3 separate regions of the Mus musculus genome follow, and regions 2 and 3 are each linked to region 1. The links are chromatin loops, found by intact Hi-C in ENCODE. Cell type or tissue: left cerebral cortex. All regions are shown on one strand. Each heading gives the region's core, and the rest is flanking DNA. Links, peaks and the distances in the headings are about the cores only. Region 1 overlaps Atl3 (atlastin GTPase 3). Region 2 overlaps Plaat5 (phospholipase A and acyltransferase 5). Region 3 overlaps Lgals12 (lectin, galactose binding, soluble 12).

Evidence for each region. Peaks named below come from ENCODE experiments on the same cell type or tissue, not always from the same donor. Only the 100,000 strongest peaks of a DNase experiment are listed, where the experiment ranks them.
Region 2: it touches region 1 in a loop (8-fold over the local background); 25 of 42 quality-filtered maps call a loop at or near these places.
Region 3: it touches region 1 in a loop (7-fold over the local background); 37 of 42 quality-filtered maps call a loop at or near these places.

What each region holds. Positions count from the first base shown.
Region 1 is chr19:7,523,071-7,533,637 of GRCm38, reverse strand. It overlaps Atl3 (atlastin GTPase 3), which reads right to left. Exons shown (of 13, transcript NM_146091.4): 9 at 4,569-4,696; 10 at 3,974-4,030; 11 at 3,047-3,118; 12 at 1,191-1,622. Among named protein-coding and RNA genes, the nearest start is that of Plaat3, 29 kb to the left of the region's middle. In left cerebral cortex, for the core only: a CTCF peak has its summit at 4,473 (motif pointing left); DNase peaks (open chromatin) are centred at 1,507, 1,812 and 4,434; H3K27ac peaks cover 2,388 bases.
Region 2 is chr19:7,613,357-7,623,923 of GRCm38, reverse strand. It overlaps Plaat5 (phospholipase A and acyltransferase 5), which reads right to left. Exons shown (of 6, transcript NM_025731.3): 2 at 10,501-10,567; 3 at 9,281-9,389; 4 at 4,543-4,651. Among named protein-coding and RNA genes, the nearest start is that of Plaat5, 6.1 kb to the right of the region's middle. In left cerebral cortex, for the core only: a CTCF peak has its summit at 6,109 (motif pointing right); a DNase peak (open chromatin) is centred at 6,127.
Region 3 is chr19:7,591,800-7,602,366 of GRCm38, reverse strand. Lgals12 (lectin, galactose binding, soluble 12) reads left to right here. Exons shown (of 10, transcript NM_001356574.2): 6 at 286-324; 7 at 1,095-1,121; 8 at 1,631-1,719; 9 at 3,457-3,607; 10 at 4,196-5,711. The coding sequence ends at 4,342. Among named protein-coding and RNA genes, the nearest start is that of Lgals12, 10 kb to the left of the region's middle. In left cerebral cortex, for the core only: a CTCF peak has its summit at 6,651 (motif pointing right); a DNase peak (open chromatin) is centred at 6,660.

The sequences.
Region 1 (10,567 bases), core at 648-8,647:
ACAGACCTACAATCTCAGCATTCGGGAAGCTAAGGTAGAAAGATTATGATTGTATTACACAGTGAGTACCAAGCCAGCCTAGACTGCACAAAGACCCTGTCTCAAAAAATAAAATATGAACACTGGAGCCCATCCTGGTGTAGCAGATACTGTGAGCCTATACCACAGCATTTGCAGCACTTAGAAGCCATTGAGAGGCAGCAGAATCAAGAGTTCCAGAGTTCAGGTTCATCCTCTCCTATACATGAAGTCTGAAACCAGCCTGGTCGATAGGAGACTCCGTCTCAAACAAACAAAATCAGCTAACAAGATGGCTCACTGGGTAATCACTGCAACCCTAATGATGTAAGTCCAATCTCCAGAACCCACCTAAAGGTGAGCAGAGAAAACTGACTCTACGGAGTTGTCCTCTGGCCTCCATATCGTGCGATCTGGGTCCCACACATCTACATTCACATATCATATACAACCCAACACACACAATAATAACAAATTTAAATAAACATTAAGAATAAAAAAACCCTAGAGATCATGACAATCTCAAAAAACATTTCCTTTTTGAAGATATAAATGAAGGTATGTATGAAAATGCCATAAACAAACCCATTATTATGTATGTTAACCAAAAAACTAATTTAAAAATATACACATAAAAATGTAATGACTAAATGAAGGCAATGCCATACATTTTCTATCCCAAAAAGATTTAAAATGCAACAGTGTTAAGTCCCTATTTTATCAATGAAACAAATTCATCAGAGGATGGAAGAATCATACAGGAACTGGATCTGAAGAGCACATAATTAGAGCTGCCCATGCTCACAATCATCTGCAACTACAGCTCCAGGGACCCACCTCTTCTTGCATCTCTGGGCACTCTGTACAAATTGTGCACAGACATATGCAGACAAAGCACTGGTACACATTAAAAATAAAACTGACCCAAGAGAAACAGTAGATTAAAGACCCCTTTTTGCATTAAAGGGCCACTTTTAGGCATTAAAACAAGACATCAGGATTAAATATCAATATTCTAAAAAAGAATAAAATGTAAAGCCCATCACAAAGTGGGCTCACCCTCCTTTCTCACTATGAAATTCTTTCAAATCTTACTTCAGAAGCACATCACCACAGCCTCAGCCTCAGCCTCAGCCTCAGCCTCAGCCTCAGCCTCAGCCAGCTCTACTCACCTGCTCTAACACATATGCTGCACCGGAGTCAATGGCTCCACCCAGCTCACGATACTGCCCGGAATATCTGATGTACCCCCAGGTAAGGAGTGCTATTAAGAGCAGTCCAACCATACAGTTGAACAGCTGGGCCACAACCTCAAGCCCAATGAAGCCCGTGAAGCCCGAGGCTATGTACAATGCTGCTATGCCTGTGAACAGAACTGCAGGGGTTCGGAAGGTGCTGAAGACATTCTTGCTGCCGTTGTGCTTGCAGAAGTTCTCATACAGTTCTTTGATTTCCTCCTCCAGTTCCTGCTGGTAACGGAAGCTGAAATCCTTCCCACCCATCTTTTTGATCTTCTTAAAGTGGTCCAGAGCAAGTTGTTTGAATTCTAGGTGCTTCTCTTCTAAAATATCTGGAGACAAATAAGGTTTCTCTCCCCCACAAATCTAAAAATAACAAAAACACATGCTGAATATTCTTGTACATGCCAAATAAAGTAAGTAAAAAGTCACAGTAAAGATTTGAATGCTCTTAAGAGTTTAGAAAAAAAGCTTAGAAATTAACTTCAGAAAATATTCAAGAGAGACTAAGATATAACCTATATGTTAGAGTACTTGCCTAGTATGCACAGAGCCCTTGGTTTAATCCCAATATCATACAAATCAGTATGGTGGTACATATCTGTAATCCCAACCTTCCACAAGTAGTTACAGAAGGATCAGAAAATTCAAAGTCATCCTCAGCTACATGAAATGTTTGAGGCCCACCTAAGCTACGTGAGATTCTGCTTAAACGGGAAGTCAGAAAAGACAAATATCCCAGACCAAAGCCAGACATATTAGTATATGCCTATAATCCCAGCCCTTAGAAAGCAGAGGCAAGAGATCCATACAAGCTTAATGTGAAATTGGTCAACATAACATATTTCAGGCCAACCACAGCCACAAAGCAAGTCTTTGTATAAAAATATAAAGATTAATTAAAAGCTTGGTTAGAAATGGTTAAGAACCAGACACTAGGAGGCTGGAGAGATGGCTTAGTAGTTAAGAACACTTGCTGCTCTTGCAGGACCAGAGTTCAGTTCCCAGCACCCACATCATAAAGCTCAAAACCTCCTGTGACTAGGGCTCCAGAAGATCTAATGTCTGACTGTGTATTCAGGTACCCACTCCAGAGATATACACATAAATAAATAATAAATCTTAACAGAAGAGATATGGCAGCACACATTTGTCTAGGACTTAAGAGACTGAGGCAAAAGAATTGCTATGAATCTGAGGCCAACTTGGACTACATATCACAACTCTGCCTGACAAAAATAAAAATAACTAGAAGATCCAAATTACATAGAAAGACTCTGTTTCAAAAGAAAAGAAAGATTAAACTTAAAAAGTAATAATTAGGAGCATCCCAATTACTAGGGTGACCTGAAAGACAGCTTTCTAACTCATCATCTTAAGATGCGACAGCTCATGAATTAAAGGAGGGCTTCCAGCTTTTCTAGACAAGCAGGTTGCATTTCTAACACACACATTAGGCCATTCACAACCACCTGGAACTTCAGCTTCAGAGGATCCCATGCCCTCTTCTGGCCCAAGAGCACCCATGTCTATGGCATACATACACAAGGATTAATAAGTGAAAACAGACTTTTAAAGCACATTCCTGTGCCCACAGCATTAGTGAGGTCTAGGCAGTACAATCAGACACCTTCCACTAACACAGTGATTCTCAGGCCAGCCTATTACATAAGACCCTGTGTCAAACAAACAAACAAAAAGGATACATTGAGGAGGATCAAATTTGGGCCTTTGAAGTCAGCAGCCATGCTGGGAAAATGACACTTCAGAACACGGTGTTACCCACATACCTCTTCCATGTTGTTGTAATAAATATCTTTGGCAGAGGCTGCAGCTGCCAAATTATTGGCTTCAGCAGTGGCCTTTAAAAAAAGAGTAAAATACTTTTTGTAACATTTTCCAAGAAACAAAGCAAAAATATCTCTCTTCCTATTCCCATTTTTCCTTGTTAGCCTTCTGTTATTCTTTATATTTCCATATAATTCAACTCATAAAATACATACTTTCACCCACTTTTGTGCCAAAACATCTATTCTGACACTTAAGAATCTTTAGCATAAACCAAACCTCTAAAGCTCAAGAAAATATAATTTCCTTTACTTCAATTTTAAACCTAACAGGTGCCTACTTGGGCTGGAGATGAGGCTCATACGTAACCTATACAGTGTAAGGCACCTTGGGCTCAGTCCCAGTGCCTCAAAAAGGAGGAGAAGGAGAAGGATGGATGGATGGAAGGAAGAGGAGGAAGAAGAGGAAGGTAGAAGGAAGAGGAAGCAGGTAGAAGGTGGAAGAGGAAAGGAAGAAAAGGAAGAAGAGGAGGAGAAGAAGGAAATTGTTCATTATGCTACAAGTCACAAGGTCCAAGGATTTTGTGAAAATATTTTGCTACTAAAGAAATCAGTATTTAGCAAGAAATACCCATACATTCAGCATATGAAAGTGAAAAACAGTTTTAAGCAAATGACCAGAGAATCCTTTTCAGCTGTATCCAGCAAAGCAATGTTTCCCAGTATGCTATGCAAGGAGAACAGCCCCAGCTGTATTGACTGCTCCATCGAGAACACAGACAAGGCAGAGGGCACATACACTTGCTGTAAATGTGCTCTTAAGAGTCAAGGTGAGAAGAGTGGCCTCGCTCTCCTTCAGGTCTCAGCTGTTATATTTGGGTCAATCCCAGCAAATGAAGATGTCACTTAGAACACCAAAGACTTTATTACCTGAAGCATGGACTTCGGGTGAGGCAGATCTTCTCCTTGGTAAATTTTAATATATGCCTTAAAATATAAACATAGAAACTATTACAAAAATATAACTAAAATATTTTGCTCATATTTTAAAATAGTGGGACCACACAAATGCATTTTCCTAAAATCCTAGATCAACAACCAAGAATTAGCAGAAGCACAACACACCTCTGCGTGCATGTTAGCATTTTTAGTTATCTATAATATAAATATTCTCAAGCAGCACAGCCTACCAAGGCCAGGACTCCACTCAGGCCCCATGCACAATGGCCTCACCATGACCTGTGGATAGAGACCATCCACCTGGAGAGAGCTGCATCCCATCTATGTGCGTCTCCTACTCACAGCCACCTCTTAACCACCTCCTGTCCACACCATCTTCCTTGAAGACACAGTAATGACTACTCTAAGAGAGTGCGAAGAACGTCATTTGGTTCTTATGCCCATACTGCCACCCAGTGGCCTGCTTCTGTAAGAACACTAAGGTCATAAAATGCCTCTGACCATCTCCCCCAGAATATTAAGTCAATTTTACAAAAAGCAAATTAGAACTAAAATTCATATTTACCTTAAAATATTCCAACAATCCCCGGCAGGTGACTTTTGAACCATTGATCTCCTTCTCCATTAATTTAGATGGATTTAGTACATATGGTATTAGAGCCTGTAACTGCTCTTTGAATTCACTAGCAATATCTATAAAAAGAAAGACACAAGGAGCCAAAATGAGCACACAACCATCTTACAGAAAGAGGGTTAAGATTATGCTTGCTATCTTCTGGCTGAGGTCCGGCTGCTGATAGACTGCCGTCCTGATGCACTTACATTGTGACCTTCCTTCCCGTCACATTTAAGTCCTTTCCAGTTCAGAAGAATATACAGAATGCCCTTATCTTGTTTTCAATTCTGGGATATCTGGTTTATTCCCTTGCTTTTTAAGATATTACATGGTTTGGTTTGGCTTGCATTTATGGACAGAATCCTGACTATTTACCCAGGGCTGGTTTCAAATTTACAATCCTCTTGCTTTTGCCTCCCAAGTTAGTATCACTTTTTAAAGAATTAAAGAATGTATTCAAAAACAAAACAACCTCTTCACTTGCCCCATGCCTTCGCTGCACCCATACACTATCCCTTAGAATAAACAGGAAGCCACTATTCATTCGTTTGCCTCATTTTTGCTAAGATTTTGTCTTAAAAGAGAAAGCTCTTGCTGACACTGTGACTCACACCCATAATCCCAGGAGCTCATCTGCAGTGCATTAATTCTGTCTCAAAAAAAAATGATAATAATACTTGAAGAAATAGAAGCATTTGTACCTTCTGCTATTTGCTTCTAAGTATCTTCTCAGTGGCTCCCAGGCCACCTCAAGATAAAAAGAGCATTATGTCAGGAAAACGATGCACTCTTTGCAGTTTGCACCAGGTTCTCAGGCAGAATCAGGGGACTCATCAAGTAGAGGTGCCCTTTCCTCAAAGTATGGACAGACAAACCCAACTATGACGATGCAGGAGAACTGAATTGCCAGAAGTATGATTTATACAAGTTTTGGATTTTTTTTTTTTTTTGGTTTTTTTTTTTGAGACAGGGTTTCTCTGTGTAGTCCTGGCTGTCCTGGAACTCACTTTGTAGACCAGGTTGGCCTCGAACTCAGAAATCCGCCTGCCTCTGCCTCCCGAGTGCTGGGATTAAAGGCATGCACCACCACGCCCAGCTAAATTTTAAGAAATAAAAAGGTAGGACAAATTATTAATCTCATACTTGAGGTTGGAGATGGCTCAGCAGTTAAGAGCACTAGCTGCTCTTCCAAAAGAGAGGAGTTCGATTCTCAGAACCTACATGGTAACTCACAATGGTCTGCAACTCTAGCTCCAGAGGCTCTAACCCCTCTTCTGTCTCTGCAGGCACTACACTCAGACAATGCATAGACATATGTGCAAACAAAATACCCATACACATAAAATAAAAAATAAAATAACATAAAATCTAAAAAACTGTATCTTAAATCCTTTTATACTGATTCTTTTATACTGAAGAAAGTATATAAAGCGGTTGATACACTATACTGTTCTACAGTATGCTTATGTATATTAAACTATAGGACCTTACAGAAAATAGAATTTCATTGAATACCTTTTAATCCTTTGGGAAATTTTAAAAATTTGTGCAGTTGTGCGTGTATGCATGTGTGCATTTGTGTGTATATGTGACACAGAGTATGTGTGGAAGTGAGAGATCAATTTGTGGTAGTCACTCTATTTCTACGATGTGAGTCTAAGGAACTGACCTCTGGTCATTAGGCTAGGTAGCAGCTGCCTTTATTCACTGAGCCATTGGTTTTTTGAAACAACAGTTTCTCTGTGCAGCTCTGGCTGTCCTGGAACTTGCTTTGTAGACCAGGCTGCCCTCTAACTCACAGAGATCTGCCTGTCTCTGCCTCCCGAGTACTGGAATTAAAGGTGTGAGCCGCTGCGTCCATACCACCTAACTTCTGGTCCTCTTTTAAAGCATGAGAATATATCATCTATTTTTAAACGTTTTTATGGTTTCAACTTTCATCACCTTGAAGGACTATTTAAAAAACACAGGGACCAAGCAGAATGCAGATGCTAAGACTTACAGATCTCAGACTACTCATGTCTCTACTAAGGCTATTCCAAAATAACAGCTTTTAAATCATAAAAGAACTGTCTCTTAACAGTCAAGCCCAGTTTCTCACAATATAAAAGACTAAGCCCTGGTGTTTGGTAAAGGAAACACTTAAATAGCTGCTTTAGCAATCTCCCTGCTCCAGCGAAAAGTTTTCTTTATGCTGATGACACAGCATCCTGCTTCTGAGGAAACAGTCTCAAAAACCAAGTGATCCTCTATCTGCAAGAAACAACAGCTCAGCTTCTATGACACCAAAACTAAGCTCATGTTTGACCAGAGATTGAATTTCAATCGTCAGGCCTGGCAGCAGGAACCTTTACCTGCTGAGCTATCCCCACAACAGTTCCACTTACAAGTGTATCACAATAAAGTCAATCACATGTGGTGCCAGATACGGTGACACATACCTACAATACTAGGACTTGGGAGGATGAGGCCATCCCAGGCTATCTAAAAAGATAGAGGCCAGCTTGAATTCTGTGCATCAAGAACCCATCTCCAAAACTTTTAAAAACCTGTGTGACTCATAAGCTAGTCCTAGCTAAGTATTTACAAATCATCTACTTTTTTCAACTTAGAATTTATTCTTCACTGAAACTCAATAAAGCCATGCATGAAGGTGCATGCTGAAAATCCAGCACTTGAGAGACTGAGGCAGAAGGACTGAGTTCAAGGTCAGTATGGGCTATTATAATGAGTTATAGGCCATACACAGCAAGACACTGGCTCCAAAAAGAAGTAGGTATAATATGCCTCAGTGGGTAAAAGAGGTTTGGCTATGCAAGTCTACTGACCTGGATCCCACTAAAGTGTAGAAGAGACTCACCTCCACAAACCTGTCTTCTGACCTCGACTACCAAACCCAGGCCTTGGTATGTGGGTCTCTGTGAGTTTGACACCAGCCTGGTCTACAGAATTGAGTTCCAGGACACCCAGGGTTACACAGGGAAATGTTGTTTTGAAAAACCAAAAACCAAAAACCAAAAGCCAACGCCAAAACAAAACAAACAAACAAAAAAAAAACAATAAACCGATAACATACTAATATATTTGTGCTTTTCTGACTGTTATAATGGTTTACATATTTTCAATAATTTGGGTTTTGGAATTTGGAGATTAGGGTCTAAGTCTGGGTTTGAACTTGAGTTTGGTGTCTGGTTGCTTTTTGTTTTTTGCTCAATGCTGAAGACCACACTTACATATTCATATATGCTAGGGAAGCCTCTGTAATTGAGCCGCATATCCCTAGTCCTTCTGGACTTGCCTTTTCATATTTAAAAAAGCATGACTTAAACCCTGTAACTGTATCTTACAGTTCTATCTCGGCCATGGTGGTATATACCTTCAATCCTGCCATTCCAGAAACAGAGGTCGGCATCTCTGAGTTCACAGCCAGCCTGATCTACATAGTGAATTCCAGAGGCCAGCTAAGACTACAAAATAATCAATTAAAATATATATATGTATATTGTTCTATCTTGAATGAAGGAAGCAAATGATTCCTAGTCATGAGACTGGAAATTGCTTACCTTAAATTTCCTCCCTGTCTTATAAATATAAACAAGTATTTAACTTAACATTTAGTTAATAAACCATCAGCAAAACTGTGCTGCCTCCCAAAACATACATCATATGACCTTACTTGGAAGGTGCTCCAAAAATTTGATTCACTAAACAGGAGGATTTATAATAGCTGAAGAGGTCTTAAATTCAGAATGATGGGCTGGTAGGAAGAAGAGTGAGAGAGGACAGCCATGTGACAACACAGAAACTGCCAATGAATGCCAAGGATTGCCATCACCTCCCAGGGTCAGGAGAGAGGCACGGGATAGGCTCTCGTCAGAGCCCCTGAAGGAAACCAGCCACTACTTCAAACTTCTGGTCTCCTGAACTGTAAAGGAATAAATCTCTACTGTCTTAAGCTGCCCAGCTTGTAGTGACTCACTAAAGACAACCACAGAAATGCAAACAACATGAGTCCCAGTAACATACAACTTCAGGTCACAGTCACACAACCTTTAAAAACTGCCTACTTTCTAAATAAAAATGCTAAAATGAACTGAGTTTCAAAATAGAAGGCTTTGAAATATCAAAATGCGTGAAGATGGGAAATACTGACATTTTTCTATACTTATACCCGGTAACCTGAGCTCCCCAGGAAACGAGGGCACGACATGAAAAGTCACTGACCTATCCCCCTAAGCTCACCTATTGAAAAATATCGAAGCTGGGGGTGGTGGAATACGTCCATAGTCCCAGCATTTAGAAAGTGAAAACAGGAGAACTGCTCCAAGTTCAAAGCCAGCCTGGTCTACATATCAACTCCCAGTTAAGCAATGCTAAATAGCAAGGCCTTAACTCAAAACAATCAAAAATCCAACAGTTTAGATTTGGTAAAAAATACAGCTAAAATGAAGTGTCATAACCCTGAGAGAACATTACTAGTCAGGCACACGGATGCGGATGAATACCTTGATCCCAGCAGTCAGGAAGTAGAGGCAGGAAGAGAAGTTCAAAGTTACCCTCGGCTACCAAGTGAGTTTGAGGCCAGCCTGGGCTAGAGATCCTACCTCTCAAAAAAAAAAAAAAAGGAAAAAGGAAAAAGGAATCTATATCGTTACACACACACACACGTGCACACACACACACACACACACACACACGTGCACACACGTGCACAGGAGTGCACTTAACTTCCTTAACTTTTTCTCCCTACTTAACTCTAAAAAATTTTCTCCCAGTTTTTAGGTAACAGGTTCTACCTCCACTGTTTACCCAAGCAGGTATCTCTACCAAACCCAGGTCTTGCTCTTGAATATCTCAATCACTGAGTAACAAGATCTCACAGTATCCCCTTTAGGAAAGCTGCCAATCACTTAACACATCACACAAGTGTCAAACAGACAGTAAAGGTTACAGCTTTCAAATTCAGTTTGTTTCAAGGCACTTAGACCAGCTGGCCTGTAAATCTTTTTTAAAGATTTATTGATAGAGGTTAGGGGTGGAGTTAGTGGCTCAGCAGATAAGAGCATTGCTCTTCCAGAAAATTCTGGCTTGATTTCCAGCAACTAGATAATGGCTCAAAAATACCTGTAACTCCAATTCCAAAGGCTCAGACACCCTCTTTCTGGCCTCTGCACATATATGGCACATAGGCATATAAACTGGCAAAACACCATACACATTGAATAAAAATAGAAATAAATCTTTGAAGAAGAAAAGAGAGAAAATGGCTCAACAGTTAAGCATACTTGTCGCCCTTGCAAAAGACCCAGGTTCAGGTCTCAGCATCTACATGAGGCTCCAATTCCAGGGAATCCAGCACACTTTTCTGAGCTCTGCAGGCATAAGACACATACATGCTATATATTCATACAAGCAGGCAAGACACTCATACACACAGAAAAAAACCTAAAAAAAAAAAAAAAAAAAAAAAAAAAGCTAAGTGTCCATTTCAGTTTTGTGTGTGGCAGCACATACACAAGTGCATTATGTTCATGCAGTACCAGGAAGGCCAGAAGAGGGCATCATATTCCCTGAAACTACAGTTACAGTTGTGAACCATTTAATGTGGGTGCTGGAAATAGAACCCAAGAGCACTCTTAGCTACTGAGCCATCTCAGCTTCATATCTGTACATATTGACTTAGACAAATATATTTCTCTTCTTAGATCAACTAAATCGAATAGAATGAAAATTATATATTATTTATTTATTTTATTAATTATATATTTACTGAGGCTATTCTTAAAGGGCAAGTTGCCCTGGTAACTCAACATGTACATATTCTCTAAAGACTTCCTCTAAACAACAGTGAACGTCTATTTCCACGGTGCAGGCTTTAAGATGTTCACCTCTGTCCTACTGCTTTTAGCTGAGCACTTTGAGTTGCTTAACTTTTCTCATTTTTGCCA
Region 2 (10,567 bases), core at 1,273-9,272, 90 kb before region 1:
GACAGGTAAAGATTGGCTTTCACAGTACCTACTTATAATAATACTCAGCCTGTTAAAAGATATCAATGGGAAGTTCTTCCACGTGGAATTTAAAATAACCCAATTCTATGTCAATATTTTGTGCAGCAACCAGTAAAAATAATTTGAAAACAATTTCTTCAATCCATATCTACTGTCACATGGATGATATTTTGTTGGTTGATTCTGACACATATACTTTAGAGGAAAATATTTAAGGAAACTCAGAGAATTCTGTCATGCTGGTGCTTACAGATTGCTCCTGAAAACCCATGGAGAGGAGGTTCTATTAGCTATGGGGTTATAAAATAAATCGACAAAAAAAAAAAAAATCAGCTACACAAGGTACAGATCAGAAGAGATCAGTTGTGAACTCTGATTCTCAAAAATTAATGGAAGATATTAATTGGCTATGCCCTACCATTAGGTTAACTAATCAAGAGTTAAGTAATTTGTGTCAAACATTACAAGGAGATTCAGACTTAAACACTCCAAAATGGTTAACAAATGAAGCAGAGAGTTAACTCTGGGAGAACAGAGAGAGACTGCAAGATGACTTTGTAGATCACGTAGATCCTAAACTTGATGGTAGTTTGGTTATTTTGCCATCAACTCATTCTCCTACAGGGCTCATAATGAAAGGGGAGACGGTTTTATGGAATGGATTTTCATAGCACACAAAGTAAAAAAAAAAATGATAAAGAATTACTTAGAAAACATTCTGATTTAATCATAAAGGAAAAATAAGACTACATCAATTGTTGGGAACAGACCCAGCAGAAATCATAGTACTTTTTATTAATGCTAAAATTATGTCATTATAGGTCATCAATGAAGGTTAGCAAAAAAAGTGTGTAGCAACTATTTGGGAGGAATTAGAGGCAAATATCCTAAAAACAAGTGTCTTCAGTTTATAAAAAGAACTGATTGGATTCTCCCATGTATTTATTGTAAAAGGAATGCCAGTTCCTGAAGCATCTACATTCTCTACTGATGCAAATAATAGTGAATGGCATGCTATAAGTCAGACAAAATAAGCAAAGTTATTTTTTTAATTTGTATTATTAAAAGGTAATGAAGAACCCAGATGCCCCTCAACAGAGGAACGGATACCAATAATGTGGTACATTTACACAATGGAGTACTACTCAGCTATTAAAAAGAATGAATTTATGAAATTCCTAGGCAAATGGATGGACCTGGAGGGCATCATCCTGAGTGAGGTAACCAAATCACAAAAGAACTCAAATGATATGTACTCACTGATAAGTGGATATTAGCCCAGAAACTTAGAATACCCAAGATATAAGATACAATTTGTGAAACACATGAAACTGAAGAAGAACGAAGACCAAAGTGTGGACACTTTGCTCCGTGTTAGAATTGGGAACAAAACAACCATGGAAGGAGTTACAGAGACAAAGTTTGGAGCTGAGACAAAAGGATGGACCATCTAGAGACTGCCATATCCAGGGATCCATCCCATAATCAGCCTCCAAATGCTGACACCAATGCATACAACTAGCAAGATTTTGCTGAAAGGACCCTGATATAGTTGTCTCTTGTGAGACTATGCCGGGGCCTAGCAAACACAGAAGTGGATGCTCACAGTCAGCTATTGGATGGATCACAGGGCCTCCAATGGAGGAGCTAGAGAAAGTACCCAAGGAGCTAAAGGGATCTGCAGCCCTATAGGTGGAACAACAATATGAAATAACCAGTACCCCCGGAGCTCGTGTCTCTAGCTGCATATGTATCAAAAGATGGCCTAGTCGGCCATCGGTGGAAAGAAAGGACCATTGGTCATGCAAACTTTATATGCCTCCGTAAAGGGGAACGCCAGGGCCAAGAAGTGGGAGTGGGTGGGTAGGAGAGTGGTGGGGGAGGATATGGGGGACTTTTAGGATAGCACTGGAAATGTAAATGAGGAAAATACCTAATAATATTTTAATTTAAAAAAAGCAATGAAAATATAAAATATATTAAATGTATTAACTGTATTAAATATATTACACTATATAAAATATATTACTTATACATATATATTATATATGTTATATGCTATATGTTATATCTTATATGTTATATGTTACATCATAAGTTATATAATCTATTATATTACATATTATATATTACATATTATATAATCACATATATAGATATATAATATCATATATTATATACATATATGTATATCATATGTGTATATATGTGTATGTATAATGTAAATATGTGTATATATAATATATACAATTCTCTATTATATTTTAATATGTTATATATTATATAATATATAGTGGTATATAGTACATATATTATATAAAATATATAACATAATATATAGTATTAATATTATAATATTATTATGTATTAATGTGTGGTATATATTAATGCATAGCAATATAATATTTATATTATATTTAATACATAATATACATTGTATTACGTATTATGTCCTATATTTTATATATTACATATATTATATATACTATATTTTTGTATTTTATATGTTACATGTTATATTATGTTGATTGTATTATTTATATTTATATTTTATGCAAATATTTATGAAATATATAAAATATACAAAAATGTTTATCGCTAAAAATTAATAAAAATAAACCCATACACTTCAATTCCAAAATCAGAGATGTGTACAATCTTTATGGTATTACTAGATTTTCCTTGATCTCTTAATATAATTACTCTCAATATGTAGAGTTCTTTTGCGTATAGAAACTGCTGAATTTCCTGATAATTCAAAATTAACTTTGTTATTTATGCAATTGCAACAGGCAGTCAGAAACTAACCATGATATATCATCCATATTTCATCTCACTCAGGCTTGTCAGATCCATTAGCACAAGGAAATTAAGAAATTGACCAAGTATTTATAGGAAATGTGTTAGAAGCCTCAAAATTTCATAAAAAGTATCGTGTTTATAGTAAAAGCTTAAAAAGTGTTTCCATCACCTAGCAACAAGTCAAGGAAATTATAAGACAGTGTCCTACTTGCTCTTTGTATATAACCAAACTCCATTACCAGCCAGAAGTAATCATAGGAGTATCGAAAGAAGTGAAATCTGGCATATAGATGTGTTTCATTTTGCGGACTTTAGAAAACTTGAGTTTGTATACCATACCATTGATACATACTCAGGGTTTGATGGACAGTTGCTTTGAGTTCTGAAAAAGCTGACTCTGTAATTTCACAGTTATTGTCAGTAACGGCTACTATACAGGTACCTGTGCAAATCAATACTGTCAATGTCTCTGCACATGTCTCCAGTAAGACAAAGCAGTTCTTTGCATACTATAACATATATCACATTATGGTATACCACACAATTGTACAGGACAAAAAGTTAATTTAATCACACATTAAAAGAAATGCTTATTAAACAAAAAGGAAGAATAAAGAACCCCACCCCCAGGGATAGACTAAATAGTGCTGTTAACTTTAATTTTCTGGATGTTAATGGAAGCAGAGCAGCAGCAGCCTATAGACACAAGGCTATAAAAAAGAAAAAATGTGGAATTAAATCAAGCTATATACTATAAGCATGTGTTGGAAGATGGAGCCCAAGAGAAAACACGCAAGAATCAAAGCAGCAAATCAAAGACCTTGGCTGTGCCTTTCTGTGATTCCATTCTTGAGCCAGCCAAGAACTGCCCAGGACACAAACTTCAAAAGGCACCAGATCACTTCCCCCTCCCCCACCTCCCCACCCTACCCTCGGGTCCAGCCTCCTGAGATGGCCATTAGGAACAGTGATGCTAGACCACATTCAATTGTAAATTGTTTCACATCCCTCTATAAGCTCCCTCTACTTTCACCATCTGATCCCTCAGCAAATCTCCACTTCTCTTTAATAAGCCCCAAGTCCAGCTGAAACCATAGGAAATGAAATAAAGACCAGGAGAACACTTAGGACAGTGTTTCTTAAACTGTGGGTCATGACCCCTTTGGGGGTTCAAATGACCATTTTACAGGGGTTACCTAAGACCATCACAACAGTAGCAAAATTATGAAGTAGCAACAAAAATAATTTTATGGTTGGGGGGTCACTACAACATGAGGAACTGTATGAAAGGGTCACAGCATTAGGAAGGTTGAGAACTAGTGACTTAGGATAAGGTGGCCTAGAGCACACTGGAATATCTGGAAGACAACGGCTTTCACTTTGGGCAGGAAAGTGACAAAGATGGTAAGGAATTGGAAAGCATAACTTGGGAACAACATGAACCAGGTGATGTGAGCAATGGTCCTTTGTGTTTTCAGGTGATGAAAGATGCTAAATGATCGGCATCAGACCCAGAGGTTGAAAAGGATTTTAGGAACACTCTAAACTCCTGTCATTCTTAAAACACTGGACACTTGGTACTTGCTAATAAACAAATAAAAGTCCAGGAATGTTTTCTTGCTAAAGGATGGTGGCTGAGGATAGCAGTGGTTGGTCATCCTTCCATTTACACTGCTAATTTCTAACCACTATCCCAGTAGCATATCCATCCACTCTTACTTGGGGGAGCCAGGTGGACCACGCAGTCATCTTCCACATAGATGGCCCAATGTTCATAGCCAATTCGAAAAATCTCAATCAGGTCTCCAGGTCTGGGTCTTGGATTGCCCTGTGATGGGAAGAAAGAAAGAGGCAGATAAACTGCATGCACATGCCCGACAACACCAGAGCCACAGCTCAGCCTATATGTAGAGCCCCTCTCTGTGACCCATCACTTGACAAAAAGAAAGCCAATCTGAACCCTCGTCGCCAGAATACCCCCACCCTGTCACAATATCGGGGTGTTAGTGCTAGTGATCAGCCTGCTGACTCTCAACTCTGAATGTGACAACGCATCTCTGTACTCAAAAGCCCTACCATTCACCCAGCAGTAAGAGATGCACCAGGGTCCCTGGGAACCTCCTGGGTGTGTGTGCCAGCCTTGCACACGCCATCCAGTGCAGCTGAAATGTGTGGCCTTCTCAAGGCCCCCTTTAGCTATCTCTCAGTATACACCCCTGGCCGGCTAGTTGGGCTATTGCCTAGCCCAGTCAGTATTGCAACCTTGGGCCATGCTTCTGTGCCGCTGAAATAACCACTGCCTTCAGAAGCATCGCTGGGAATAGAACCATCCACACTGTGCTCCAAACAAATCCCTCTGATGCCATGGTCAACAGACCCTCTAGTAAGTCCCATACACACAGGGCACTTTAAAGCACAACGGACTTCCACCGCTCTTCCAGAGAGCCTGCAATCCAGAGTCCATCTTGAACTTTAATATTACTAAGTGTGGAAGCTAGAGAGATGGCTTAGCAGTTAAGAGCACTTACTGCTCTTTCAAAGGACACGGGTTCTGTTCACAGCATCCACATAGTAGAGCCCACAACTGTCTATAACTCCAGGACCCTCTTCTGGCATCTCTGGGTCTAAAGCACTTACGAGGGCACCAGGCACACACTTGATACATAGACATAAATACAGAAAAGAAATCATATACATAAATAAAATAAAATGTTAAAAAAATACTTTGTTCACAGGGTTGAACAAAGGGAGAAATGGCTCAGAGGTTAAGAGCACTTGGTTCTTACAGAAGACCCAGGTTCAATTTCCAGCACCCACACAGAGACTCATAACTCTCCATAACTCCAGTTCTAGGGGATCTAATGCCCTCTTCTGACCTCCTTGAGTGTCAGGCACATGCATGGTACACATACATATAAGCAGATAAAAGAACCATACACATAAAATCAATTAAAATTTTAAAATTAAAAGGCAATATCCCACAATGTTTTGCACGCTTTAGATCAGATTCTCAGACACTTTAATGTGCTATCTGGGCAGTCCTCCAAGCTTTTATCTTTGGTGGAAGAGAGTATGTTGAGACCTACACGTCTGTTTCGCAAACGCCGCTCACTGGAGGAATACCTTTTTCTAGGCACAAGGCACACAGTCTACACCACAGTGCTTCGCTGAAGGGACCAGAGCTGAGGGATACAAAGAGCTTTACAAGGTTCCTTACTAACAAGCCCCCCAGAACTACCTAGTTCCCGGCAGTACCAGCTCTCCTTTTCTGCCTGAAGAGGAAATACAGTGGCAAGTAAGTGGCCACTAGAGGGCAGCCAAATCCAGGCTTCACCTCCGGAAAGCAGATTCCTATTGTAAAATTTAACATGGATTTCAATGACTCCATTAAGTCCCTTCCCTCAGAGCTAAGGAGGAGGAGGAGGGAAAGGAGGAGGAGGAGGAGGAGGAGGAGGAGGAGGAGGAGGAGGAGGAGGAGGAGGAGGAGGAGGAGGGAGTGTACATATATACATGCAGACACAACCCCTATGCTCATTAAACAAATAAGTTTACTGAGTTTGGGGGAGTTTGTCACTAGACAGTTTAGTAAAGTGGAGTTATTCACCCTAAATTCAAGGTCCCTCTCCTTAAGTTCTCTCATTCTCCAAATTTTTGGGGAAAGTGGGAACTTATATCTACCCTCCAAAGTGGCCTCCAACCCCGACCAACACTCCAGTGTTCAGTTTCTGAGTCCTTTACCCTGACTCTGTCTGACTCCACCCTGTCTGACATACACTGTTATTTCAAAGCCCTCCAGGCACCCACTGCTTATTTCTTTGGCATAGGCTGACAACTCGGCTCTAGGCCCTCACCCAAGTTAAACGCCAGACTCTAAAGGCATCCTAAATCAAATCAAGTGGGCATGGAGCAAGGAAGTGGGGAGAGAGTTTTGTTCTTGCCTTGGGCAGGGGGCAGGTGGCAAGAACAAGGCCACAGTAAGAGTGTTACTTTCAACTCTAGGAGAACCAAACCCAAGGTGCTTGGTCCATTTATAAAGCATACTAACTCTTTAGCTGGTATGTAACCAGACATCAGAGTCACCACAGGGAGCTGGGAGGGAGAGACCATTACTTAGGAGTGTGAGAGGAAGCCTCCAAAAGAGAAACAGAGGGATGGGGGGGAAGGGAATCGCACCTGTGCTAAAGATTCTACAAAGCAGATGAGGAAATTTCATGGTTACAGGGAGTTAAAATGCAAATTATCTTGGGATATGTTTAGTCCCTTTGGAAAGCCAGCCCTTGTCTGACCTAACATCATCCCTGTGGCTATCAGAACCATACAACGGACCCTTCAGAACTAGCTTTTACCCATCCAAGTGCTGAGGCTGTGGTCAGACAGCATCTGAAGCCTCTAACTGGAAGTCCCCGGCTTGGCTGGAACCACTTGCCCATCCACCCTACCACTGTATCTGGTAAGTTCATTCGTTTCTTTGTCCTGCAACTAACAAAGTGCCGTGTAAGCACTTCCACAGTACAGCACAGCATTCTTGGAGCTCATCATCCATAGCACAAGTCTTTGCGATTGTTTCAGAGGGATCTTAAGTGTTCAAAGCAATAGCTTCCCTGTAGCTCCAGAGGCAGCAGGGACTTTCTGCCCCATAATACTTACTGAAAAACAAATCTGACTTGGCAAGCACTCCACTGAGGATGTTTGAATTGTGCAATATGAAGGTCTTATGAATATTCATAACTATTGCCAACTAGTGCTGTTCTGTGTTTATATAAATTCTTCCTTGGAAGTATCATTTGAACAGACCCCCAACACTGACAGAAATGTTTGCAGTACCCTGTGGAAGAGCCTTTAAGGAAAGCCAGAAATTCTCTTTGGTTGTGGCATTAGAGACACAAGCATTGGTCCTGTAAAAATGTTAGGATGACTGACATCTCTATAACCCAAAATAATTGATATACAGACCAATCACACACTTTTCTGCTATGTAATAAGAAAGGAAAACGTGTGGCTATTAGGATTCTTCTGCTAAAGAGACCATTTAAATGAAAGGATCACAAGGTCATAGTAAACTAGCCAGTGGTAGCTTACAGCTGAGGTCTCCAGCAGACCCCGAACTCCTCACTAAAGCCAAGGCTTAGAGAACCAGAAAACATGGCTCAGCCGGTAAAAGACATTGCAGCCAAATCTTAATTTGATCCTGGAATCCGCATGGTAGGTAAGGATCAACTTCTTCAAGCTGTCCTCTGCCCCCACCCCACCCCATGTGCCATATCCCCATACACAATCAATCAATCAATCAATCAGTGCAAAAAAATGTCTTAAAACTAGATACATGCACCATCTCTACAAAATGCAAACTAATCTACAACTGCCAGAAAGCAGACTGATCGCTGCCTGGAGATAGAGGCATGGGGGCAACAGGGAAGAGACGACAAGCAGGCATGTTCAGTGGTGACACATGCCTTTAATCCAAGCACTTGGGAGGCAGAGGCAGGCAGATCTCTGAGCTCGAGGCCAGCCTGGTCTACAGAGTGAGTTCCAGGACAGCCAGGGCTATACAGAGAAACCCTGTCTCAAAAAATAACAAACAAACAAAAAAATTAAAATTAAAAAAAAACATGCTTATGGATGTGTATGATGGCAAAGGGTTTCACACTTGAATACGTGTATCTGTGAGACCACAGACCCTCTTGCTGGCTCATGCACGTTCATTCTCCTCCCCCTACTCAAAAACCAGGCCGTGTGCCCCTGCAGCTCCCTTGTCTGAGACAGAGAGGTGATAAGAAACAGGTTGCTCTATGGCCTTGAAGCCCTTCACCAACCCCATCCCCTGGAGCTACAGGACAAATTCACGGTCCTACCTTGTGCCTGCCACCATGCCCTTAGGTACAGTGACATGGCCAAGATAGATCATGTGATATGATGCCTCCCCCCTCCACCACCCCACCACACACACACACACACACACACACACACACACACACACACACACACACACTTCCAAACCCTGTAAGAGTTAGAAACGCCTTTGCTCTCAGGATATGAAGGGTCAGCACTCTCTTCCTCCAAGGCCTGTGGCTGCTAAGACACTCTCTTTCTCCAGCTCTCCAGCTCTCCCGCTCCAAGGCCTGATGCTGCCCCCCCCCCCACATTGTGAAGCTCTCTCTCCTCCTAATAAAGGTCTTCTGAGGGAGCAGGGTAATCTCATGTCAGCTCCTTCCCAGGAACCTGCCATTTTTCTCTTTTCAGCTCTAACATAACAATATCAGAATGTGTCTAATTGCATATTTTAAAAATCTAGAATTTAAATATGGGCTAAATGTGCCTCAGGAAATCTACTTTAAAAAACACATAACCAATCTCTCATGTCGGTGCAGATATTTATTAGACGCAGAGTAAAACACGATGCAGTGAGCAATGACCAAGAAACTAAAACACTCATCCTATGGATTCCTGGGATACGCACCTCAACTGCTTGGTTTTTTTGTGTGCTTTCGATCTCTGAATTTGATGTTGGAATCAGCTCTGTCCTCTTCTTGCTGGGTGTGAGCTCCAAACTAGTTTCCGGCTTCTCTCTAGAAAATGGTTTTGCAATCACATTGTAAACATCGTTCCACGGCTGTTGGAAAGTCTGTGTGACTGAACAGATCTGTGCTTTTAAGACACCTTTCAGTTTTGTCATCGAAAGAGACACACACACCTGCAAACTTGACTCTATGAAGACATTCATTCGCCTTCATACAGTTCAACAGCTTCGCCCTGGTTGTCTCCAATTGCTTAAAACTGAGTGTGTAGGTGAGAAGTGTCACATTCAAAATGGAGTCCCTGGTCTCAAATTCAGACAAAAATGCAGCCATAGGGAGTGCTGGCATGCACTGCTGGCAAGAGCTACTTTGAGGAATCCCACAAGCCATAACTTTGCACAAAGAGCACCACGTCCTGCCACAATGTTGCTTCTCAGGGGACACCCCTGCCCAGCAATCATTCATCTTGGATTGGCATACCCTGCTGGTCCCTAAACACCCCTGTTATAATTAAACCTGTGGCCAAAGATGATTTATTCACAGCAACTTTAATTCTCCTCGATTCAACTCTAAATGTGTCTTCCTCTTCTCTATTCCTTGGAATGGGCTGCTGGTTTCCACAAGGTGTGTGCATTTTGCACTGGACTATGAACTTATTCTCAAATAAATTCTATTATTCATTCTCCCTTCCCCCTCTGGTCAGAGCTTTCTGATTATTTTCTAATTTGCACATTATTCTTTTCAAATCTCTATCAGTGAGTGATACACACTGATCTTAAAAGGAGAGAAGACGGTACATAATAGAGTATAATAAAATGCAAAACGCCTCAAACCTCCTCTCCTTGCCCCAACCTAATGCCCAGGCACAAACCTCCTAAATTTTTCACTGGTTTGTACTCCTACAAACTCACTCAACTTTGATGAGTCTGGAGAGTGGTCTTGTGGGTAAAAACTTCCACAAGATACGCCAACAGTCATCAGGTCTGCAGCCTAGTTCAATCTTACCCAGCAGGCGCTACTCACTAGTTTGTCCTTGGCAGAAACCATCTGGAGGAGGCAGGTTAGGGGGTGGGTATGGTGTTCTGCAGAACTAGCATCTAAATAAGATCTTCAAAAATGCTTCTGGTACCCAAAGCCCCAGTCCTCATAGTAAGACTCTTACCCCTGCTGAAAGCTTCGGGCCTGTTCTAATCGGCGGTCTTGCTTGAGTTGCTTCGGCAAGAACTGGA
Region 3 (10,567 bases), core at 1,908-9,907, 67 kb before region 1:
CGAAGTCAGAAATCCTCCTGCCTCTGCCTCCCAAGTGCTGGGATTAAAGGTGTGCACCACCAGTGCCTGGCTTTATTTTACTTTTTTATGTTATATGTATGAGTGGTTTTGCCTGCATGCATATATGTGTACCATGTACATGTCTGGTGCCCATGGAAGCCAGAAGAAAGCATCCAATTCACTGACACTGAGTGCTGAGAACCAAACCTGGGTCCTTTAGAGGAGCAGCCACTGAAACATCTCTCCAGCTCTTCCCCCACCTCCACCCCTTTTCTTTCTCAACAGCCATTTGTGGAGGGTAGCAGAGAGTATCCAGTTGGATATGTGAGTTTCTTTCATTGATTTTTTATTTTTTATTTATTTATTTATTTATTTATTTATTTATTGTGTGTAAATGATAATGTGTCTGTGCGTGCACAGTGGGGGAGCATGCATGTGTGGAGGTCAGAGGACAATCGGCAGGGGTTCCTTCCCACTGTGTGAGTCCAGGGAGGGAACTCAGTCATCAAGCTTGATGGCTCCTTAGCCCAAATATCTGAACCTCTTGGGGGAGCAAGGCTGGACAACCACACTTAGAAGCCAGCTGGCCCTCTCTCCTCCCCGCATATGATTGCACAAGGCTCAGCTGACCCCTTCCCTCACGGCTGCAGTTGCCAGGAATATGCTGTGGCTCCCTTAAGCCACATGGGGAGCCTGGTTTTGCCTTTCCCCTCCTATCTCCAAGGCATACTTGGGAAAATGGATGGAGGTAACTGACTCCCTGGAAGGGCCCATGATTCCCATCGGGAAATAATTTCTACTGAGTTTTAGGTCCTCAGATCAACCCTGCAGGATGGCTATGGTTGATGCCATAGGACAAAAAGGGAAGATGAGACCCACAACCTTGCTGAAGGAGTAGGAAGACAGCTCCTCCCCACTACTCAGAGACGGGGATATCTCAGGACTCAAAGGATCCCCCCCTGGGAACCCAATCACTCACCTACTGCTGGGAGAGGCACAAACTCCTTGTGTCCCCCAAATGCAGGCAAAGTAGGGAGACCTTCCCTTTGCCCAAGCAAATACTAACAGTGTCCCTGCCTCTTTCTCTCCTTCAGCCCTTCCTGCTGTATAGCCCCAGGCTGGTAAGTGACCCTCACTCCAGGCCTCTCCTGAAGGTGAAGGGAAATTCCATTTCCCTTCTTTGTGGAAAACTGCAGCAGTGGGAGGGCGAAACAGCTCCTGGCTGAACTCCAGTTTCATCTCACCCTCTTCATTTGCTCTGCAAATGGGCATTTAATACACTCCATGACTGGCCCAGTACCAGGCATCAGGCTAGGGAAACCATCCAGCCCCAGACCTCCAGTTGCTCACAGGTGCCAGAATGATAAACCACTATATACCTGCTACATACAATTCAGAGCACACTGACGGAACAAGGCCTAAGAGACTGTGCACAGCCTGGAGGGGCCTGAGGAAGTTCTCAGCAGGCCTACAGCGGGTGCTTAATACAGGGGCATGGCTGAGTCTCCAGCATGCAGCCTATAGAGACACTCACCTACCCTGGTGTTCCTGGGTCCCTGGGTGCATCCTGCTGGTGAGGGACCCTGACATCCCAGTGGTCACCATCTCAGTCCTCTTCCATTTCTGTCAGGAGGTGCCCTGCTCACGTGCTCTTCCTCGGGGTCTCTGGCCTGGGCAAGTCATTGTAGTTCGAGGACTGGTCTTGAAAGAGCCGAAAGAGTAAGTATTTAACTAGGAGAGAGAGAGAGAGAGAGGGGGGGGGGGGCCAACACCACCATTTACCTCCCTCTTGCAGCAGAGCAAAGGGAAGTAAGTTAGCCCAGGTTGCAGAGTTTATGAATAGGGTTGGGGTGAGGCACAGCAGCCCCTTTTGTGGGTGCTGCTTCCCTGTCAGTTAAACTAGCTTCCCATCACAAGTCCTAGAAAAGAGCCTTTGCAGCTGAGACCCAAAGAGGTGATCTGGCCTCCTCCTCTATCGCAATGCTACGTTCAGTAAACAGCCAAGCTGCCTAGAAAGGAAGTGCGTGGGCACCAGACTCTGGCTTCTCTCCGGTGGTCACTCAAGCCAAGACCTGCAGCTTAGATCTGTTTAGACGCTCCAGTGTTCCCTAATGTCACCCTGACCCTATCCAATAGAGCCCTACACTTGACGAGGAGTTCTCTCTAAATGCCCATCAAAACTCTGGGGCTGAAGAGGTGGTCCAGCATTTAAAATCACTCCTAATACAAATATGAAGGCTGGAGTTGAGCTCCCAGCACCCATGTAACAAGCCAGGTATTCAGGTACACTCAAGCCCCAGCACCCCTGGAGACAAAGATGGGAGGAGCTGGGGCTTGGTGGCCTCTGGCCTCACTCACTGAGGAGCTCAAGCTCCAAGCTCAGTGAATTTCAGAATAATAGCAGAAAGAAATAGTAGAGGACATCAGACACTCTTCTCTAGTTTCTGATACACACACACACTCTCTCACACTCACAAATGCACACACACACATACACTCACACACACACTCATGCACACTCACATTCACATACACACACAAACACACTCATACTCACACATTCACACACAAGCACACTGGCACACACATGCTCACACTCTCACACACTCATGCACACACACATTCACATACATACACACCAACATAACTCATACTCACACACCCATACGTTCACATACACTCACACAAACACAAATACACACACACACACATGCTCACACTCTCACAAACGCACACTCACACACACTTGCACTGACACATGCACACTCGTGCACATACATTCATATACACACTCATACAACTACACACTCGCACACACATACACACACTCAGACAGGTAATTAAAAAGACATAGATGTTGTGTTCTGTAATAGTACTGTCTAAGCAGAGTATCCCTTTCATACCCATTCGCGGTTTCACACGCACACTTGACCTGTTCTTTCATTTCATTCTAGCAGCCCATGAGATGAGAACAGCACTCATCCTCCCTAAGTTACAGTTGAGGAAGCACACAGAGATTCAGTGACTTGCCCAAGGCCACGGGACTAGAAAGCAACAGAGCATAAGCCCCTGCAGCCTGACCCTTACCACTGGCTCTTTGCAAAAGCCACAATCTGATACATAACAATAAATGTTAACTGAGGCTATGGTCACAGCCATACCCACTTTCAGGGGAATAAACTGAGGCTTGGGGTAGGAAATTATTCTACCTGCATAGTCTTCCAGTTAGGGACTCAAGTATGATATTCACGTGCTGTCTATATACTGTCTATATACTATCTATATACTCTATACTGTTCTATGTCCAAGTGTTCTGCTCAGAGCCTGCCAAACAAACTTAACTCTTAGAAGTTATTCAGTCTTCAGTGGCTCTCCTGCCTCAACCCTTCCCCTTCAGAGATACAATGGCCTGAAGGTGACAGGGGATTGATCCACCTCTCTGCCTGTTTCTTGTAGTTTTACCCTGAGCCTGAAGGATGGGACCACCCATGTTCCTGTGACACTCAGGGCTTCCTTCACAGACAGAACACTGGCCTGGGTCTCCTCCTGGGGACGAAAGAAGCTGATCTCCGCCCCCTTCCTCTTTCACCCCCAGCGATTCTTCGAGGTAGGTCTGAGCCAAGAAGTCACAGCTCTCCTTGAGCCCATTTCCTTAATGATCTGGGAGAACTATGGGCTGGATTCTGGGAAGAGTGAGCAGGCCAATACCCTGGGGCCAGGAAGCCAGAGCCAGCTCTGTAGAAAGAATGTTCAGTCCTTCAGTCCTTATGCTAATGCCAGAGAGCCTGTGCCCAGAAACACAGGCATAATGAGTTCAGGTGAGGCATTGTCACTAAATGCTCCCCTAAGCTTCCAAAGGCCAAGAGTGATATACACCACTCCTATGTACACCTATAATCTGGCCCTTGGAAAGTAGAGGCAGAAGGATCAGGAGTTGTTCAAGCCCAGTCTCAGCTATATAGGAAGCTTGAGGCCATCCTGAGCTACATGAGACCCAGTCTCAAGCTCTCTTTATGACTCCAGTATGGTTGAGAACATTTCCCAGTGGAAAACATCGTTGCAGATGGTGAGCTTTAACTCCTAGACCCGCCTGTTTCTGATAGTTGTGTCCCCTCAGTGAAGCAAGAACCCTGTGGTAGTGCACCAGGAAAGGTCTGTCTGGAAGCCCACCACCCATTCAAGCTATTCTTACCAGGTACTGCTTCTGTGCCAAGAGGGAGGGCTGAAGTTGGCACTCAATGGGCAGGGGCTGGGGGCCACCAGCCTGGACCAGAAAGCCCTGGAGCAGCTGCGGGAGCTCAGGATCAGTGGAAATGTCCACCTCTACTGTGTCCACTGCTAAGAAGGGCTCCAAGGGCACCCCCGCCAGAGAAGAGGAGGGGCGGCTGCAACCAGGGCTCCACAGTTACAGCCCATTCTCCTATTCTCAAGGGAGAAACTGACCTGGCATCACTTTGTCAGGCCGAGCTCACATCTCAAAGGGCGCGCGCACACACACACACACACACACACACACACACACACACACACACACACACATTGCATTTTAATCTATCAATTCTGAAAATAAGGGCCCAGGTCAATGTGTCTCTGCATCTATCTTCCACATTCAAATTCTGTCTTGGTCTTCATTCCAATCCAGGCCCAGCCACTGAGAAGGCAAATAGAGTGTGAACAAGATGAGCCCCAAATCTGTGATCAACACACACCATCTACACTCACCTTTTCATCTACACTTGTTTTATCTACAGTCACTCACTAGTTTGTGAAGCCTTTGCCCAAAGTGAACAAAATATCACAGCTGCTTTCATGGTTTTGGCCAAAGGGAACCAGCCACATCCTAGGAAAACACACTGATTATGGGACCTTTTGGTCACCCAACCATGTAAACAACAATAATCTCTCATAAAATTAATCTATAATATAGTCTGGGTGGGCCAGGGATTATTCAGTCTATGTTTCTACAGCATACCCTGCAATATCTATACAATGGCCAAATGGTCAAACAATGCATTTCCCAGAATTTGTCCTTGTCATGAAATGATACATGACTGTATCTAGCAGAGCAGGTAGACCAGGAAAAAGGAAGCTGTAGAGTGTTTGATTTGAACTATTCCTGGAAATGAAGTCTGGGCTCACTTTAAATCTAAAGTGACTTAAGACTCTGTCTCCTGGGAATGTTTCTGTAATCCCATCTACCTGCCCAGAGCTGTGCCCGGGTACACACTGTAGAAGATACTGATGAAGGATTTGCTGTGTTCTAACATTATACTCTAAGCAAAGAGCCGTTTTCTTCCCTTGTCCATTTACCAAGATTGATCATGTACCTTTCATAAAGGAAAAAAAAACCCTCAAATTTCCAAGGGGAAAGTTTTTACTGCAAATATATGTCTTTATTGTAATCCAGGGAAACTAGAGGTCAGAAAAAGAGGTGGCTGAGAGGCATCCCCTAGACACCAAAGCCCGGAACTCTAGGAAGAATCTATGTCAAAGAAGAGATGGCAGGTTGGTGGTTGAGGTTACTTAGTTAACCTTCTAATGAAATAAACTATATTGAGAATCTCTAATATATATCTTAGTATACTATACTAAATTTAGGGAATAAAATTTATTTGGTGTTGATTAATCTTAATAAAAATACAGTGTACATTTTATCCACTGATATTATGTATCTTATGTTCATAAATTAAATTGGCTTGTCATTCTACTTACTCATATGTTAGTGGTTTTTCCATTATTGTGATAAATACTGTGACCAAGGCAGCTTAGACAAGGCAAGGTTTATCTAGGTTTATAGTTCCAGAGGTGAGTCTCACAGCAAGGAAATAGAAGGCAAAAGAGAGCTCACACCTTGAACTGTGCAAAGGGAAAGCTGGAAGAGCAAACTCAAATGGCAGGAGCCTTTATACTCTCAAAGCTGTTCCCCAGTGACACACTTCCTCCAACAATGTCACAACTCCTAAGCCCCCCAAACACATACCACCCTCAGGGGACCAAGCACTCAAACATCGGAACTATGGGTGATATTCTCAATAAAGCCACCAAATCATGCATAGGTTAGACTTTTCATGGCTTTGACAAGTTACCATAAGTTTTGTTTGTTTGTCTTTGAAGACAGAGTTTTTCTGTGTAGCCTGTCTGTTTCTGTAGTAGTCTGTTTCCTGGCTGTTCTGGAACTCACTCTGTAGAGAGGCTGGCCTCAAACTCACAGAGATCTGCCTGCCCCTGCTTCCAAAGTGCTGGGATTAAAGCTGTGCATCACCAGCATCGCTGTGACAAGTTAAACAATTTAAGGAGAGAGGAATGTATGTTGCTCACGGTTTTAGAGTTTTACAAACATCATGATAGAGAGCACATGGGACAACTGTTCACACCATGACAGCCAAGAAACCCTGGAGTAAGAGTGGGGTGTACCCACACAAGCTCACTCTCTTCCTTTTTTTTTTTTTTTCTCTGTAGCTTTCAGCCAATCAGACAGTAATGCCTACATTCAGGTCAGGTCTTTTCCACTTAGGAAATCATCAGACACATGGGGAGCACGCCTTACTGATCTTCCAGATGTATCCTGCCTTACTGATCTTCCAGATGTATCCTAACAGGCTATGGAGGAGGCTGAAAGTGAAATGCTCAAAACTTGGCACAAAAGAACAGCAGAGGGCAGTACTGCTTTGCCTTCCAGAGAAATGTTCCATGATAGCATCTACAGCAAACGCACACAGCTCCTTCTATAAGTGCCTTTGGGCATACCTAACTCCAGAGTTTATCTTTAGAAGGCATTCACAGAAAACTGCACTTGCTATGGAAAGGTTTGTTTTTGCTGCTGGACTGTTCTTTGCAGGGTCAGACTCACCCCTGTGTCTGGTATGGCAGAGGTACTTGGGACCAGCCAGGTCTACATAGTGAGTTCTAGCACAACCATGGCTACACACGGGGGGGGGGGGGGGGGGGGAGGCCTATCTTTTAAAAAGTAATAAAATATCAATAAAAATGCAATCTAGAGCTGAAAAGATAGGTCGGTGGTCAAGAGGCTCCTGCTCTTGCAGAGGGTTCTAGCTCAGTCTCAGCACATTAGTCAGCTCACAAGCACCTATAACTCTAGCTCCAGAGGATCCAATGTCTCTGGCCTCCATGAACAAATGCACAAATGTGGACATAACCATGTCAGATGCATGCACATGTACATAATATACAAATAAAGCTTTAGGAAGTAAAAATGCAGTGTGACTTTAGCAATCTAAACTCTGAGATGATTCTTCTATCAACTTCTAAGTCCTGGTTCCAAGGACAAGCAGGCTCTTCGAGGAGCAGCTCAGTCCCCCAACAGCTGTACTGGGGCTGGAAATAAAATATGGGTTCACCTTAGGAGGGACTTTAGACTCTATCTCTTTTTAAAAATCCTTTCATTGATTATGAATTTCACATCATGCATCGCAATCCCACTCATCTCCCCATTACTTCATATCCACCTGCCACTTTGTAACCCCCCAAAAGAAAACAAAAATATAAAAAAGTAAAACATCTTGCCATGAAAGATGCAGTGTATCATAATGTGTCCCACAGTAGACCCTTTTGGCCACACATCTTTATTTGCAAATGTTTATTGCAATGAGTCATTGGTCTGATTCAAGGCTTCTAGCTTCTGCTACACAATCAATACTGGATCTTCATGGGGACTCTTCTCAGATATCCTGTGGTTGCCCTGTGTCATAGAGATCTTCCAGCTTTGGATCTGCAGAACAAGCCTTTTCATACACTCCAGCAGTTCACGGGGGTAGGGGGTAGATGTTGGGGTAAGCCAACTCAGAGACTTAGATCTGGCCTGAGTAGAAGCTGAGTTAGGCAGCCACCCACTCTCCTGCACCCACACCACCAGGCGAACTTACCTGCACAGTCCCAGCTAGCTCATCCAATCCAATGCTGCAGCTGACAAGGGGCAGGGGCAGCTCTCCCACTCTCATGCCCTGGGGGCCAGCTCACCCTTGCCCTTGCCATCAGAGCCAGCCCACTATGCTGCCCAGGTGAATGCAGGGCCCACTCTCCTTAGCACTGCAGCCAAGGGCAAGGAGTGGGGCCAGCTCTCCTACTCTCCTGACCTCAGGTGACGCACATGAGTGAGGGGAAGGCATCTCTGCCATTCCCATACCACCTCAAGTCAAACACAAATTCTGTCTTGATAATGCTTCTGTAATCCCAAAGACATGCCCAGCATTGTGCTGGGTCACTAAATGAAAGAGACTGATAAAGGATTCACTAAAGTTCAACTCAAGGCAACGTGCAGTCTAGAGCAGAGAGACACAATTTCACATCCTAGCTGTGTAACTTTTCAGAGCATAGAAAAGTCTGATAATGTTTTGTTGGCCTAGTACTAGTTGCTGAATTGTGAGTTTCTTTCTTAATTGCAAAGGATGGGCTGAAGAGATGGCTCACAGTTAAAATCATGCAATACTCGTTCAGAGGACCTAGATTTGTTTCCCAGCACCCACAACCATCTTTAACTCCAATTCCAGGGAATCTGATGACCTCTAACCTCAGCAGGCACCTGCACACAGGTGATGCATATAAACTCTGTCACAGGCACACGCAAACATACATATAAATAATAGGTTAGTCCTTTTCTTTAATTGCAAAGGAGCTTCAATTAGATGAGATTAAAAAAAAAGGGGGGAGTGCCAAAATCAAAATACACGTGTGGTGTGCAACGGTGAGCAAGCGGTGTTTACCACTGTTGCTTGCGATGGTGGAAATTGCTCATACGCCAACAAAAGAGGAAAGAATAGAGAGAGGGATTTTGATTTATGTAATTGAGCAGCTAAAACAAATAATTTTATAATTCTGTACGCACAGAACAATTTTCACCTCCCTGTTTACTTTGTTCTTTGGTCAGCCCCAGCTGGCCTCTTTCCTTGGGACATCTCAGGCACTATGTACCCCTGCTGCCTGATGCACAAATGTGCAGCAATTTAGATGGTCCCCTGAGAACTTCCCAGGTGCCTTCAGAGGAAGATTACACACACATACACACACATACACACACACACACACAACACACACATAGGGGTGAGGGTAGGGCATGAGAGGGGCAGACAGCTGCCATTGTGCTAACAGAGGTAGAGACTAGAAAGCAAATCTTTACCTCTGGTCACAGACATTTTTCTAATTAGCACACTGAATGCTAGAGATAGATTTTCCTAGGAAAAATTAAGGTCTTGATAATCTGCATAATTGGAGCCTAGAAATGACCTCTCCCAGTGAAATGAAGACTACCCATGGGGATTGACTAAAATATTAGAGAACCTTTCCACCCCTGGTAGAGCAAATAGGCGGGGGGTGGGGGGGCGGTGGACTGTGTCCTTACTGATTCACTTGAATGAGACTCCTCTTTGAGGCTCAAGGGGCACACTGAGATGGACTGTTGGGAATACAAAGTTTATTTGAGGAATTATTCATGCCATAGACAGCCTATTAGATTTTCAGACAGTATCCTGAGAAGGGTGCCTGCCAGGGCCTGTAAGACTGGGGCAAAGGGCACAGTGCTGGTTTCCCACAGCCCAAGCAGCAGTCTGGTCTGGATTCTAACAGAGGCCAGCCTCTGGGTTGGATTCCAAGTTGCATGGTGCTACCATGTGAGCACTAGAATCCTGCCTTGAGCAAACCTTTTGCAAAGCATTCAAAAGCATTGCAAAAAGACTGGGGGGTGGGGGGCTGGTGAGATGGCTCAGAGGTTAAGAGCACTGACTGTTCTTCCAAAGGTCCTGAGTTCAAATCCCAGCAACCACATGGTGGTTCACAACCACCTGTAATGAGACCTGATGCCCTCTTCTGGTGTGTCTGAAGACAGTCACAGTGTACTTAGATATAATAAATAAATCTTTAAAAAAAAAAAAAAAGACTGGGGATTGTGTCTTCATTCTGCATCCAGAACATAGTGCCACACTCGGTCCTGTGCCCCAATGGTGATCACTTAATTATGGGTCCTCTGCATGTGTCAGAAGTCACTCTGAAATGGACTTCCACTGCTACCTGCAGAGCAGCTAAGCTGGACTCACTCACAAGTGTCAACAACTGTCGTTATGACCCTGCAGAAGCTCAAGAGCTCTGACTGTGGTCGCTCAAATTACAGAGGTCAAGTTCAGTTCTGCAGTCCCAGGGGCTGGCTGTCTTCCCACTTCCCACTACAGGCCCTGAGTGAGCAGGTCTGAGAGGCAGGAGGTAGTCTGGCCATGTGAGAGGCAGGTTTGCTTCTTTCTCCTCTCTCCTGGTACCTTCTGCTGACATAAGTATTTGAGGCATGAAAGAAAAACAGGCTGGGCCAGGGATGTAGCTCAGCGGTAGAGCACTGGCCTTGAATGTACTTACCCTGGGTTTGTTCCTGCAACCACAAAAACAAATAAATAAAAATAACTTGGATTGAAACATTTTATTTTATAAATAGCGGTGTTATGGTTGATATGGTGGTTAGTCTTGTTTGGGGGATTTGATGGATGGAATATAGCATCACCATGGAAACAAGTCTCTGGGCTTGTGTGTGAGGGATTATCGAGATTAGATTAATTGAAGTGAAAAAAAA